Regions from separate parts of the Homo sapiens genome. Here region 1 is linked to region 2. Evidence: read pairs that join two places in POLR2A ChIA-PET (ENCODE). Cell type or tissue: GM12878. All regions are shown on one strand. Each heading gives the region's core, and the rest is flanking DNA. Links, peaks and the distances in the headings are about the cores only. Region 1 has its middle 4.5 kb from the start of SAMSN1-AS1. Region 2 overlaps SAMSN1 (SAM domain, SH3 domain and nuclear localization signals 1).

The links. ChIA-PET counts read pairs that join two places held together with the same protein. Peaks named below come from ENCODE experiments on the same cell type or tissue, not always from the same donor. Only the 100,000 strongest peaks of a DNase experiment are listed, where the experiment ranks them.
Region 1: POLR2A ChIA-PET joins it to region 2 with 5 read pairs; 5 of 35 experiments call an interaction of 5 or more read pairs at or near these places.

What each region holds. Positions count from the first base shown.
Region 1 is chr21:14,573,380-14,582,104 of GRCh38, forward strand. It overlaps a transcript of SAMSN1 not described here. Among named protein-coding and RNA genes, the nearest start is that of SAMSN1-AS1, 4.5 kb to the right of the region's middle. RefSeq lists an enhancer at 4,809-5,103. In GM12878, for the core only: no CTCF peak of the experiment used is centred there; no DNase peak of the experiment used is centred there.
Region 2 is chr21:14,518,745-14,525,659 of GRCh38, forward strand. SAMSN1 (SAM domain, SH3 domain and nuclear localization signals 1) reads right to left here. Exons shown (of 8, transcript NM_022136.5): 2 at 2,406-2,477. The region is part of intron 1 of LOC124905053 (a long non-coding RNA gene); the gene reads left to right. Among named protein-coding and RNA genes, the nearest start is that of SAMSN1, 24 kb to the right of the region's middle. In GM12878, for the core only: no CTCF peak of the experiment used is centred there; a DNase peak (open chromatin) is centred at 4,717; H3K4me3 peaks cover 704 bases; H3K27ac peaks cover 712 bases.

The DNA of each region.
Region 1 (8,725 bases), core at 1,936-5,935, 54 kb after region 2:
GTTCATGAAGAAGTTTCTGTAGCCCTGAAGTGAATTCATATGCATACTTGCTGGTTCTGACTTACATTGTTTAAGTCATGGCTGATGCATCCAGAGACCATGAGGGAGAGAGAAAGGAGATGGGATAGAGGAAGTATAGTTGTTCAGAAATCAAAACAAAAACAAAAACAAAACCCTAAACCTAAACCAGCTGAGGTAAAGGTAAAAAATGTAGAAATACGGCCAACAGGCATCATCTGAAGAAAATTGCTTTGAAAAATTAGAAAGAAACCTTTATATACAAAACTTTTTCTGCACATATAATTTATCTTCCTCATTGTATCCTTATGACCCAAACTATTGAAGACAGCAAGGATCTTAAAAATCATTGACATTCTCCTCCATTCCAAAGATGAGGAGGTAGAAGCCCATGGAGATTAGGCAATTTGATCCAAAGAGATCCTACTATGACAGAGCTAAGCTCATAGCTGACTCTTCTGGCTTTGAGCAGTATTCCCTTAAGGGTATAACACAGCTTCTAACACACCATGCTACACATGCAAAATATGTCTTTTCTATAGTTTGCTTAGCAGTATTTGAATTATGAACATATTTCTTTGCAATAAAAGAAAATTTGGCAACACTTGGAGCATTTGCCAAGGCTCATTATATGTTCTAATGAGCTCCTTCAAATGTTCTAACATTCAGGCTTCTCTCCTGCCAAAGATTGATGTCCAGCTTTGGTGATTTGCTTCCTTCTGTTGGAGCATGCAAGAGAGGCTCTAAGTAAAAAGGACATTTAGGTCTTTCATGGCTAATAAGCATATTGGGCCCCCACCTCAGATTGTCCATAATTGTCTTCCTCCTTCTATTTGAGAATCCAGTGAAACGTATTCCAACTGTCTTGTGAAAGCCAAAATGTAGTTATACTTGATTATCATGGATCTTATTTCATGATCATAGGAACTAATCTAAATTACAAATGTTTTATGATAACTTTAGGAAGATTTTACTATAAGGAATATCAATTCAACTTTCTCCTTAATATGATGCCTTTGAGTAAACAAGCACAGAGTGAAAACACATGAAGAGAGAAAAGGAGCAAAATCCTTAGGGTAATTCATGAAGAAGAGGGATTCTTGGTTTCCATAACAATTCTATAACTAGATCACAGGACTATTGTTTTCACATATGCATGAAGTTTGTGTAATTGGGAAAAGCCAAACATCAACCCAAATAATTTGACTGGTTTGAATGCTACATTGCTGTGTCTCAAAAGTCTATTTTAATATTACCTCTATTTATCCTGGGTTTCTAGACTAATACTTCACACTTACAGAGAAATTACATTTTCTCATTTTATCTTTATTTTTATTGTAAAATGTTTTATTGGAAAAGACACTTAAACATTTTATGCACATTTATGATTTACTTCATATTCAACCTAAGGAATTTCCATAAACCTGACATCTTCTACTATTATAATATCTCATATTTTATGTGTTTATTCTACAAGCTCTTCTTTATCTAATAAAAAATGTGTTTGCATGTCTGGCGAGACCTTTTTTCAGGCTTATTTTATATACAGGTACTACAAAGTGTTTGCCATATTATTGAATTTTTACACCAAAAATTGCTATTACTTATTCTTCCGTTTTACCGTTTTCTTTTAATAAGATCACGTAAACTCTCTTGTCCACCCCTTCTCCTAACACACATGCATACTTCTAAGCTCTCAAGTTCATAGACTGGATGGCTTAGGAGGCACCTTACGTGACTTTGCTAAATGAGTGAATGAATGGATAAATGAATGAATAAGCCATGCAGAATCTCCTAATTTTCAAATTCTTCTCTTGGGTAAATGCTGATTCTCCTAGCATCAAATATTAAATTGGTCATAATTAAAATTTCATCATGTAAAATTGTCATAATTAATGATTATTTTCTTGCTCACCTTAAGTTTATAAAATTATTTTTAGAATCTTTATTGTCAAGTATATTAATTTTAGCACAGACTGTAGTGAGTATAGATATGTTTTGGCATTTTTGCATCACATTTTCCTATTTATCTTTTCAAAATTCTCAGTCCAGATTACCATTTATGATGCTTTCTTTTCCATAAGTGGTCCAAACACATTTGCTGAAACTTTTTACCTTTCCATCCCACAATAATTCCACTGCAAAAAAGTAAATTTAAAGCTGTTCCAACAACTGATTTTTGACGTTGGAGATGAAACACAAGGATGTTAAATTATGAGGAATTATGCATTGATAGTTCATAGTCTACCTTCTTCCGGGTGAGTGTGTGAGCTTTCTTCTTAGTATGTCTTATTATTTACCAGGTCCAAAAATAATACTACTCACCACAAATGGGAACACAGAGGTTTTTTGGCAGGAGCCTGACATCACTAAAGCACAAAGAAAATGAGAATGGAATCCGTGAATTGTTTTTCCTTTTTCCTAAACCATGTGCCTCCTTACTCACTGTCTTTTTACTGGTCCTCTCTAGCCTTAATTCTTTCTTTGCATATGTCTATTTTTCAAAGTCTACATCATGGATTCTTACTCATTCACCTACACTTTTAAACTTCACTACTGTTTATCAAATAGGTAGAGAAGAAAAGAAAGGCCAAAATGAGGAAATAGTATGAAGATGTGAAGATGGAAAAAAATATCATTGTGCTTGATGAAAGGATGATACTCACTTTGTCTGCAGTAAAGAGTGTGTAAAAAAGACCTGTGTGCATCTGGTTAGAAGGAAGATTAGGTGAATGAGTTTAGATTTGACCCTGTAGGTTGTGGGGGAGGCGTTTAAAGGTTTGTGAGGGGAGCAGGGACATTATTAGATTTGAGCTTCAGGATCATTAATCAGGGTAGCATTTATCAGTTAGAATAGTCAAGAAAATTAATCTGTTAGATTAATCTGATAATGGTGTGTCATGTTGATTGAAGGGGGAAGACCAGGGTCAGAGAGACCGAGGGAGACTGCCAAGGGAGAGAATAGAGAGACAAAATGGAGGACAGGCACAGACAGCTTATCCCGGTTAAGCTGTCTGTCTCCAGTTACCTCGTCTGTCTCCCAGAGACCTCTGGTTTTCTTGAGACATATTAAAACTTTTATACAACTCAACAGTGAAGCTGTGTATCCTAAGAGCACTTTCCCATGCCAATAATTAGCATCCACTGCTGCACGTTTGAACTGAAAGAATTGTAAAACCTTTTGTTACTCTATTTATTGGTGAACATTAGCAGACCACCTGTTCCTCCAACTGAAACAGTTGCGTAAAGAATTTTTCCATCATCCACACGATTTGTCACCATTGTGATGAGTTCATACAAGATTCCAAAAAAAGTCTCATACTTGCCTTAGATACCTTTAAGTACAGCTTTGTTTATGTTCTCACCTTCAGATGCTGTATATCAACTACACTCATTTTTCTTTGATTTTTGTTATATGATTCTGTCTCTCACTATTACAATTTTTCTCACTATACTGTTTGAATTCTTCTGTAAGCAGGTCTCTGTTCTGTTCTTTTGGGTCTTTGACTTTGCCTCTTCCTGAAAGATCTTTTGTTACTGTCACTTTTTAAACATTTTCACACTATATAAAATGGGTTTGAAAATATTTTAGAAATTTGAGAGGAGGAATGGATATTTGCTCCTTGTTTATGTCTAGATTGCATCCGTTTCTTTTTTTTTTTTTTTTTTTTTTTTTGAGACGGAATCTCACTCTGTCTCTCAGGCTGGAGTGCAGTCGTGCAATCTCGGCTCATTGCAACCTCCACCTCCCGGGTTCAAGTGATTCTCCTGCCTCAGCCTCTCGAGTAGCTGGGATTACAGGTGCATGTCACCATGGTGGGCTAATTTATATATATGTGTGTATATATATATATATATATATATATATATATATATATATATATATATTTTTTTTTTAGAAGAGACAGGGTTTTACTGTGTTAGCCAGGATGGTCTCGATCTCCTGACCTCATGATCCGCCTGCCTCAGCCTCCCAAAGTGCTGAGATTACAGGTGTAAGCCACCACACCTGGCCCCATTTCTTAATCTTATAAAAATAATTTGTTTATCCTTATAAATCTGAAAAAGTCTCCCAGATTTTGAAAAATATATGTGTTATTATAAAAACATATGAAAGGAAGACTTTGTCTCCTTCACAGCCCACAAACTCTATCCTTTCTTACCCTCATTCCCTACCAAGCCTATGGCTCATTTTCCTCCTTTTGTTAAGATGTGCCATGCTCTTAGCTTACAGAGCTTCGTAAGTACTCTTCAGTTATTCTTCTTATAAATTGATTTGAAACACTTGGCTTCAAAGATTATTTTTGGTCACCTCGACTATTCCCTTTCTTAAGATGCAGCTGAAATCCCCTCTCAACACCACTCATCTCAGATGTTAGAAAAGATCATCATCCTTGGTTTTTCCTTTCCCATTTCTCTTGTGGAGTATACCCTTTCATAAATCTGATCTTTTACCTTTCTCAATTTATATCAATTCCATAATCACAAATATTTCTTCACTCCCTGATCCCACAGACACTACAAACAACTTAACTTCATGTTAAACATCTCTGTATCTCATTTTCTGTTGACTTCTGTGAAGAGCCCTTGACAAATAATACATTTCCCTGTCTGATTCCGTTTGTTTATAGTATCTCAACGGAATAAAATGTTCCAATCTTACAGACCTCTGGGTGCTTTGATTTTTGCAATAAATATTACTTACTATAGATGAATCCCAACACTATTTCACTAAATTTTTCTAATAGATATTAATAACCTTGCTTAACTACTGGGTGTTTTTGGTATGCAAAGAGTTACTCAGAGGAAAGAGAGTGAGTAGGACTGAAACCACCTTACAGAGTTGGAATTAGTGGGTGAAAGAGGGTAAGGAGTTTACTCAAGCACACTCTGCCGGCAATGTCGGAGCTGCATTAAATCCATCAGCACCCACCTTGAGAGTGGGAGGCTACAGTGGGCTTAGCAGGAAGCATATCTGGGTGAACAAGGACTTCCTCAAAGATGAGTTAATTTCAGGCCACCTAAAAACTCTGATGTAATAATAGAATCAAAGACACCAAGCAGATCACAAGGTCAGGAGTTCAAGACCAGCCTGGCCAACATGGTGAAACCCCATCTCTACTAAAAATACAAAAATAAGCCGGGCATGGTGGCGGGCACCTGTAATCCCAGCTACTAGGGAGGCTGAGGCAGGAGAATCATTTGAACCCAAGAGGCAGAAGTTGCAGTGAGCCAAGATCATGCCATTACACTCCAGCCTGGGCGACAGGGTGAGAATCCATCAAAAAAAAAAAAAAAAAAAAAAAAAGACCCCAAGATTGTACTATTCCTAAAATTTTTGAAGTCAAGGAGAAACTAGTGTCCTTGTAGATTAGATTCATTTCCCATGAAATGTGGGGTTTAGGCCCAGCTCCATCATATCTGCATATCTTGGCACGTATATTTTTAAAAATATAATCACACTCTTACCCTTTTAAATTGCAAAAATGTCGCCTCTGACTACCTGCCATTAATAGTAAGTAACATTCATTACAGAAGCACATCTTTTCAAACCCCAACACTGCCTCCTTTACATTCTATAATATGAAAGTTAAATAACCTAAATAATAACCCTGCAATTACTATTGAAAAAAATACCAGCTATGCTAAAATGAAACTGGATATTTTTCACTTGTTGTTGTTATAGAATATATGTGTAGAATACAAAAATAATAATTTGCACTCATCCAACTTCTTTCACTTTAGTGTCTCAAATCCCGGAGTGTAAGTGGTCTCATTAAGTTTACCAAACCAATTTAACTCTAACATGCTCTTGAACCCTCTCTCCAAGTCCACTGAGGCTTTTCTGTCACGAATGCTGAACAATATCATCTGAAATTCTGAGCATTCTGTAGATATGTTTGACCTTCTGCAGATAAAACTCACTTAATCGTTAAGTTATATATTAAAATAGACAAAACTACCTAAATAAAAAAGAAAAATATGACTGTTGTGTATTTCCCTACACCTACACACATCCACAAACACTCACATGTACAAAATAATTTATCTATAACTGGATTTATTAGAATGAGGAAAGCTTTGGCTATAAGAACAGCTAGAAAAACAAGAAGAAATATGCTTTATCTGGATCTATGGAAACAAAGTCCATTGGTTTCTAACCTCCATTTATTTAGGCAACAAGTGCTACTCAAATATTTATTTATTTATTTCTGTTCTGCACTTCATGTTAGAAAATGCTCACTTTTTTTTTTTTTTTTTTTTTTTGGAGGCAGGGTCTCACTTTGTTTCCCAGGTTGGTCTTGAAATCCTGGGATCAAGTGATCCTCCCACCTTGGCCTCCCAAAGTGCTGGGATTAATGGTGTGAGCCACCACACCTGGCCACTTCTTCAGATATTTATTGAGGACCCATTACATTATAGGAACTATGGAGGATACAAAGATAAGTTATTCATAGGAAGTATACAAATACTGAACTAATTCCAGCACAAGTGGAGTATGGTTAAGTTCCATGAAGATGAGGGCAGTGTAGATATCATTTAGCTCTGTATCTCCAGTGCCTGATATTGTGAATAGCAAATAGTAGGTTGGCAGGATGTGTTTCATGGATATGGAATGAAAGAATAATGCCCTCAAATAATGTAGAAGTTCAAAGGAAGGAGGGACTACTTCTGCCTGGTGTTACTCAGAAAAGCTTTCTAGATGATGAAGTATTTGATCTGAGTCTAAGGGATGATGGGATGGGTTCTAACAGAGAGAATTCACATATCAGGCAGAGGCCATCACACTGTCACAAAGATAGAGGGAAGAAAGTGTGAGACAGCCTTTAGGAATAGCAAATCATTCAGTTTGGCAGTTCGGCATAGGAAATCAATAAGGTGGGGGTAGTGCACAGATAAGACTGAAAAATTAGATTGAGTCCAGACTGATGAAATCCAGAAATGCCAAGTTAGGGAGTCCAGATTTTATTCTTGAAGAAAACTCTGACTATTTGTGTTCAGATGCCTATACAACAGCTTAGCCACTTGCCAAGGAGTCATCAGCCTTGATCCTGCTTCTGAAGATATCAGAGGGAGTCATCAGAAGCACGTCCTAATTATATTACCAGCTACTCTCCAAGAAGCTACTCTAAGAGAAAACCTGCAAAGTGCAGCAGTCCCAGAAAAGAAGATGAAGATTAAAGAAGAAGGAGGATATTTAGAAATGATTAATGTTGGTCAGTTTCATCAGTTCGAAGTCTGTTATCAGATACCTGTTATATTTACTATGGCACTTTGAACACAAGTTACTTTAATTCTAGTCTTTGCAGACTTAATGCACAAATCTTAAAAGGCAAAAAAAGTTCCAAGAGAAAATATGCCTTTTAAGAGACCTCTAAATATGTTATAAAATGTAGCTTCTGTCTAAGAAGAGACTGATTCTTTGAGGAAAATGGTAGAGAGTAGGCTCCCTGGATACACAGAATTGTCCCATTCATTCACTGAAAACACACATGACCAGAGGAGCTGTAGGTAAAGTTATAAAACATGCCTTGAGCAATTTACAAGGAAATTGAAAAAAAAGTACCACTCTTAAGTACTAGAAGATTTATAATATTTGACTTTAGCTTCTTGACTATTTCCATTTTTTAGTTAAGAAAGTTAAGATTAAAAGGTTTAAATAACTTATCCAAGCCCAAAAAAAAAGTAGCACAGCCAGAATCCATCCAAATTTGTTTGACTCCAGAGAGCATACTCTTTCTCACGTATCACATAATAGCCTTAGAGTCTGCCCTCGTATATGGAAAACACTCTAATGTAGTAGCTAAAAGCAGGAGCTCTAGCTAAAAGCAAGACCTAGGTTATAGGTCTTGGCTCTACCTCCTGTTAGCTGTCTGACTTTGCACCTGTTACCAACTTTTTGTGCCTCCATTTTCTCAACTGTAAAATGAGGGGAAATAATATTTCTTTTTTTTTTTTTTTTTTTTTTTTTTTTTTTTGAGGACGAGTCTTGCTCAGTCGCCCAGGCTGGAGGGCAGTGGCGCGATCTCGGCTCACTGCAAGCTCCACCTCCTGGGTTCACGCCATTCTTCCGCCTCAGCCTCCCGAGTAGCTGGAACTACAGGTGCCCGCCACCACGCCCGGCTAATTTTTTTGTATTTTTAGTAGAGACGGGGTTTCACCTTGTTAGCCAGGATGGTCTCGATCTCCTGACCTCATGATCCTCCCGCCTCGGCCTCCCAAAAGTGCTGGGATTACAGGCATGAGCCACCGTGCCTGGCCAAAAATAATATTTCTTAAGGTAATATTTCATAATGTAAGTCCTTACCTTATAGAGTTGATGTGAGATTTAAATGAGATAATACATATAAAATGCTTAGGAAAATGGCAGGCCCAAATAAAATGCTCATTAAAATTAGCTATTATTTTTCAGTGAAATTTCATTATAATTGCAATAATTTAGACAGTTCACTTCACATTTTCTTGATCTCAGTCAACACACGAAGTCTTCCTTCAATCAAAAAGAAATCCCTGGAAAAATTTTATGCAGTCATTAATTTGTACACAAAGGAATATATGAAATGTTAATATGGGTAAAAGTCACAAGAGTTTGGTTGCTTTTTGGAAAGACAACTCTTGCTCTGGTAACTTTTCTGAAACTGATAAATTTCACTGATTAGCACTTTTGCTATCTGTTTCTTTCCCGACAGTACAAAACCCCAGATAA
Region 2 (6,915 bases), core at 2,536-6,535:
TGCACTTTATTAATTTCTACATTCAAGGTTGAAATCAAGGCAAAGATTCTTTGCTTAATTCAAAAGTCCTGAATAAAATTTAATTCGGAAGCACTTTAAAATTTTAGAGTTAGCCTTTTTCTTCTCTCTACTTAAACTTTCTCTGTCTTCATTATAAAATTACTTTGCTAACATAAATAAGAAATGTTAATTACTACTTGTGTTACTCTACCATTTCTAAGCTTCAGAAAAATGTACCACACATATTTTTCAGGTTTTTCTAGCGTTATTTACAGAAGCTACAAAGAAATTATGTTTATGTCTTTTGAGTGTTAACATTTTTCTATGCCTTTCTCCATAGCCTGAATTAAATTTCTATTTAAATATTACTTATGGTTTTGTTCTTGTCTTTTTAAGATTTGTCTTCCCCTATAGACTCCAGGCATGAAGTAAGGATTTTCATGTGTTGTTGCAACAGTACTTCCTGAGTGTCTAAGGGAAAACCTGTCATAGAGTAGTTATTTTTTGAATGAGTGCTGGATTGTTGAAAAATATGCACACTATTTTATTAGGTTTGCTAAATTCTTTTACAAATTACTAGGCCACCATTATTAACCAATGAACCTGAATGAACATGAGCTATCTTGTACAGGTTAATTCCAGAATTATAAACTAAATAGCAGTAGAATATATGTATGATTGTGGAGAATTAAAAATTTATACAAAATGCCAACTGAAAATAAAATTATATACAGTTTCTCTCTCTCTCCATATATATACACACACACACACAAACACATATATGTGGCCAGGGGGAGATTTATATGTATATATTACATTTATTACTTACAATTATGTAAATGTTGATTGACTATACAATTATGTACAAGTTTACTCATAAATGTGAATATATACATAATAAATTAATAAAAGGGATCATTACTGAAATTAAATTATTTTAAAATATTACAGATAGTTATATTTGAAAATAAGCATAGGATCTAAAAACCTATTGATCTAAAAACCTATTGATCTAAAAAGAATATATTACCTGTAAGGTTGCTGAATCAGGTTCAATGGTAAACAGTATTTTCAGTTTTCTTAGTAGACACCCCTTCTCTGTACTATTTTATTAGTTGTTGTTGTACCTGTCATTAACCACTTAGCATATGTGGCCCCTACTTTATGAGATAATATGGCAAACTTTGGAGTCAGAGAAAAGGTTGATTTCTGCCTTTGTCATTTACTCACTCTGTAATTTAGAAGTAATTTTATTTGATGAAGCAAGCATATTTCTGCAATGGCAAAATAGATATACTAATAGTTCCTATGTTATAAATAGGTAAATTGTTATAGATAGATAAAGTTAGCATTGTGCTTATTTCATCGTGAGTGCTCAACTAAATGAACATATTATTGAAATTATTACGTAAACTTTATTTTATGGGAAGCTTTTCTTAAGCTACGGTTAAAATGTTCATAGTGTACAAATGTGTATGTAGCACTCACCAATGGGATGTTTCAGTGTACATTGAAGTGTGAGAGTCCAATTGAGCAGCTGTATGCTCTCCTTAACAAATTTACAGTTGGGCCACTTAATCTTGTTCTAATTTAAAGCAATTACAACTTACATAACATTTTATATATATCTATCAAATAATGTGTATAAATACAATGTATGTGTATGTGTACATATATGTATACTCACATTGTTTTATAGTAGAAATACTCAGGAAATTTGGAATTGTCAGTGTCAGTTTGAATTCTATCTTTTCGGGTTCATGTTTTGCTTTCCCAAACATCTGTTAGGCTTCTTAAAATAAGATTTTACTTTTAATGCCCTGCACGGTACTGGGTACTGATAGAGACAGGAAACAGCCAACGGTCCCTTGCGAAACCTCCCCTTCGAGCCTAAAACAGCTTGAAGGCTGAAAAACCAGACTGATGATCCTGGATGAAGCCCACCCTTTCCCAACTGATTCTCTCTTAATAATGCCCACCTGTGCACTGGGGGAAGGGGACGGAGCTATGGGAAGGTCGTGTGGTTTGCTGCAGGGAGGAGCCTGGCCTCTTTTGTTGTTATGTGGTAGCCTGGGATTCAATCTGTAAGGTAGGAGCCTGCTAGCAGGACTCTTGCTTTGTTGAGAGTTCCTCTTTTTTTTTTTCCTTTTCACCCGATATACCCTGCCCTACTCACCCTACAATGTGTCTGTGTGCCTAAATTTTCCTGGTCGTGTGACAAGAACCCATTGCTTTCCACAACAGTACTAAATAATGGTTTGTTCATTTATCACAAAAACATATGCAAGGCTATAATTTTAAAATGTATTCATTTTTCTTATTTTACTTTGCAAAAGTGACATTGTCTTCATAATATTTCATAATGTGTTTGCATAACATTCATAAAAATGGAATAAACTACGAACCTCAGTTGAATCATCTGGTTTTGATAAAGAATTATTCCGAAAACGATCGAAATTCCCAAAACTGCTGCTTCGCTATAAAATAGAAAAGAAAAAGCAAAGGAAACTTAGAATTTATTTTCACTGTCCAAACTGATAAGTATATTAGATTATAGTTTAATAAGCACCGTCTCTTGCAAATACAGGCTTTAAAAAGCTCTTCTCTCTGGAATATCCAAAGGCTGTGAAGGTATACCTATTAACATTTTTATATTTACAGTTGATCAAATGTCTTTCTACGCTTTTTGTCATAGCGTTAAGTAAGCACCTTGGAGAAAATCTTGGTTAAATTATTTTAAATTTTTTATTTTAATTTTGCTCTTTGAAGTGGCAGCTGAAGAATCCTTGAATTCCAAACTAAAGCTTCTTGAAATGAGCTAACCACAAACTTAACAGCATGTAGTACTAACCAACCAACCAACAAACAAATAACAACAACAAAACACAAACAAAAAGCAAGCATCTGAGTAGATCCACCATTACGCCTCACAAAGATCAAGTTTGTTCACACGCTGGGGCCTGTGGGGTGGAGGGCAGGGAGACGGAGAGCATCAGGAAAAATAGCTAATGCATGATGGGCTTAATACCTAGGTGATGGGTTGACAGGTGCAGCAAAACACCATGGCACATGTTTACTTATGTAACAAACCTGTACATCCTGTACATGTACCCCGAAAATTAAAATAAAAATGAAAATAAAAGACCAAGTTTGTTTAAAAAAAAAAAAAGAACATAAGTGCATTTTCTATTACCAACTCTTGATCATTTGAAGTTCTCTGCTGGGTATCAGAAAAAGAAGGCACACACACAGACTTACTAATAAATTGAAAGCAGCATTTAGGTATGCACAGTCCAAGGTTGGGAGTAAAATGGAATTTTTCCACATTTAACATAGAATTACAATGAGATCTCTGGGTCAGTTTCATTCACTGGTTTTGAGAAAAAGCTCAGTATGTTAATAGAAGATGTTGTCTTGAATACCTTTTGCTTACAAAGCTACATTTTTATTATGCAACTCAATGTAGGCAGGCAATTATAAATAATTTCTGATATGCAACAAAATAAATGAATCCCTTAAACATATTTTAAAATTCTTTTGAGTCATTGAGTCAAAAAATTGATATTTCCTCACTATCTAATTTTATGCATTGTTTGGGATGGTGGATATCTGATGTTGGGTTCTTTGTGTACTCATAAATCCCGAGACTATTTTCTTTCTAAAGGACTTTATCTTATTTCAAGTTTATCATATTTTAAAAACAAACTGGTGGTACTGACATATAATCTGGTAATTTAGAAAATTAATAATGGGAGTCAGTAATCTATAAAACTTTGTACAACAAGGCCTCCCTTAATGCTCTCAATGGGATCTCGGAAATTGCTACCTTAAGCAAAACCAGGTGTAACAAAATCCACTTTACCATAGGCTACTTGAAATCACAAGTTCAAATAACAAGTTCCTGTGATCTACTTTTCATCACAAAAACATCATCAAATTTCTAAATAAAGACCCAAACACTTCTAATGGTAAACACTGAAACAAATGCGATCCATACATATATTTAAGAAAAATTAATTTAAAAAATTAACATAATTATTTTCCCAGTTATTCCAGCTCAGGGTTGCTGTGAGTGGCCAGAGCCTATCCCCACAACTCAGGGCACAAGGCAGGAACCAGCCCTGGACAGGGTGCTGCTCCAACGCAGGGCACACTGAAGCACACATCCACACTCCTCATTGTGGAACAATTTGGACACGCCAATGCCAATTGACCTGGAATGCACTTCTTTGGGATGTGGGGGGAAACCCACACATAAATGAGAAGATTGTGCAAACCCTGCACAGACAGTGACCCTGGTCAGGAACTGATTTTTTTTTCTCCATCAATATTATTATAACAAAATGATGTTGGAGAAAACTGTTTTTGGAGGACCTGCTATATTGTCCTTTCAGAAATCACAGCCCATTTTAGTACAAGGCAACTTCAAGGGCTCCTAGTCCCTAGAAGCTCTTATGTCTCCCTACCAGCTATCTTTAAAGATTTTTGTTTCCCTTTTAAAAGAACTGAAATAAAAAGATCCTGACCTCTGGCAAGGGGTTAGCTTGATAGACAGTGTGATACAGAATATTGCCCCAAGGATGATAGCTGTGTTAGACACAATTAACGCCTTTTGCTGACTTGCCACCCCGGCTGGACGAGCCCTTCAGCCTGTGGTGAGAGGAGCAGAAACGAAAGCTGAAACTGAGAACCACACTGGAAAATACAAACTCTTCTTATGTAGTACTTACTAGCCTACAGTGGCTTCCCAGAATATGAATCACTCCAACTTGCCTAGGAGGTGTTTCCATCTGGCTGTCATTGCTCAGCAATCACAGAAGGGAATTGAGCGTATTGTTGTCCTGCTTATAAACAATCTGAACACACAGAAATCTATTACTCTTTTATATACTTGAAACCATTCTATGGCTGATTGGAGCCCATGCCCAAGGCAATTTTGTAGCCTATATATAGCCTGTTAAATATTAATGAGAGTAAGGGTGCGATTTCCACAATGGGATAATGGGTCCTGTTGCACAGGAGGGCACAGAATAGACTCGTTTCAGCATTTTGCTACACTATCTTCTTCCATTAAGTAATCAATAGCCACCACCTTTTAAAATTAATTCTCCCCTCATTATATCAATAAAGAAAAGCAGATTTAGGAGTCGTGGTTTAAGAAGGACACTGGACTATTACTTTGGGTTTTGTCAGTCATCTCATCACTAATTACTCAATAGCTTTATGCCATAGGAGTATATCAATCCATGTTAAGACACCCTTAAGAAGAAAATCTAAATATTTAAAAGAACATTTATATTTGTTCATTATTCTCTAGTTTAAAAGTTAGTAACTAACTTTCTCAGATGGTTTTATGATGTATAGATTATGGCTTATGACAAAAAAGGACTAATGTCTACTATGAGGTCTGGACAATGAACACATTTATGACTTCTGTTCTTGTAAAGTTTTATGATAACAAGGTGAATTATATGGAAACAAAGCTTGCTTCCTAAATAATAGTACTTAATAAATGAGAATGTGTTTGAATATTGATAATGTTGTTTATATAATTGTAATGTATTAGACTTAGTAAATATTATCTTATGACAGAAGTTCTTATCAAGACAGAGTTATTATATAAATAAGCAGTGTCAAAAAGAAGATGAGCTTAAATAAAAATGCTATATATATTTTAGATAATTCTTTGTGTCTGTTGACTTTAGATCATATTTAGTCTTTATACTCTACACGAATGTTTCCAGTCTTTCCTTATGCAATTAGAAATGCATTTGTAAAATGGCACAATACCTATAAAGGGAAATTTGGCAATATCTAGCAAAATTACATATACATTTGCCCTTTGTCCCAAGAATTCCATTTCTAGATGTCTTTATCAGCAATACATTTGTATATGAATTGTTTACATTTCCATATTCACTGTAGCACTTTTATATTATCAAAAAGCTGTAAAGCCTAATGTTCATCAAGAGGATACTGATTGAATAATATATGGTACATCCACACAATGCAAATGTATGAAGCTGTAAAAAATTAAATACATCTTTTTATATGCAACAGAATAACCTCTAGCATACAGTGTAAGGAGAAAAAGTAAAATGGAGAAAAGTGCAATATATTGAAATACATCTAATGTCAAAATTCATGAGTTCATAAGGATACTAAAAAGAAAAATGCATCAGTTACATTGGGAAATGTTATAATTATATTCTGAAAACTAACAAATAAAGGGACAACTTAGACATTTAATCTGCCTTTCCTGTATGAAACCTATTTCATCAACTAAATAGTTCATCAACTAAATAGTTGATGAGGGGAAATTGTTCTGTATATGTTCATACTTCAGCTAATCAATTAAAAATGATGAAATAATAAGATTACCATTTTGCAAACCCCTAATGCAATGTTGGATCCAGGCAATGATCATCAATGGCCACTAAAATCACACAAAAGGAGATAACCAGAATATGTGCTTTGTGATGGAAGCATTAAATACAACTAATGAGATATTGTTTATAAGAAAGAAAGGAAGCAAGAAAGCAATCACACCAAGCTCTGTATCTAGCTACCACATTTAAGGAAAAAAAGAGACAGAAGAGCATGTTAAATGTTACCAAGAAGATACAGTCAGTCGGAAAAAATACAGACAAGAAAATACAGAGCAAAACAACCCAGCTTCTTCAGCAAATCAATATAAAAAAATTTTAAGAAAGAGTTAAAGTATAAACTGAGAGACTTCAGAAACATATTATCCAAGTATAATCCATGAATCTTGTTTAAATATAGATCAAATAAACCACTATACCAAAAACATCAAAAGACAACTGGGTAAATTTTTTAAATGACTAGCTATTTGATGTTAAGGAAGTAATGTTACTCTCTTATATACAATTTGAAATAATCTAGCGAGGAGCA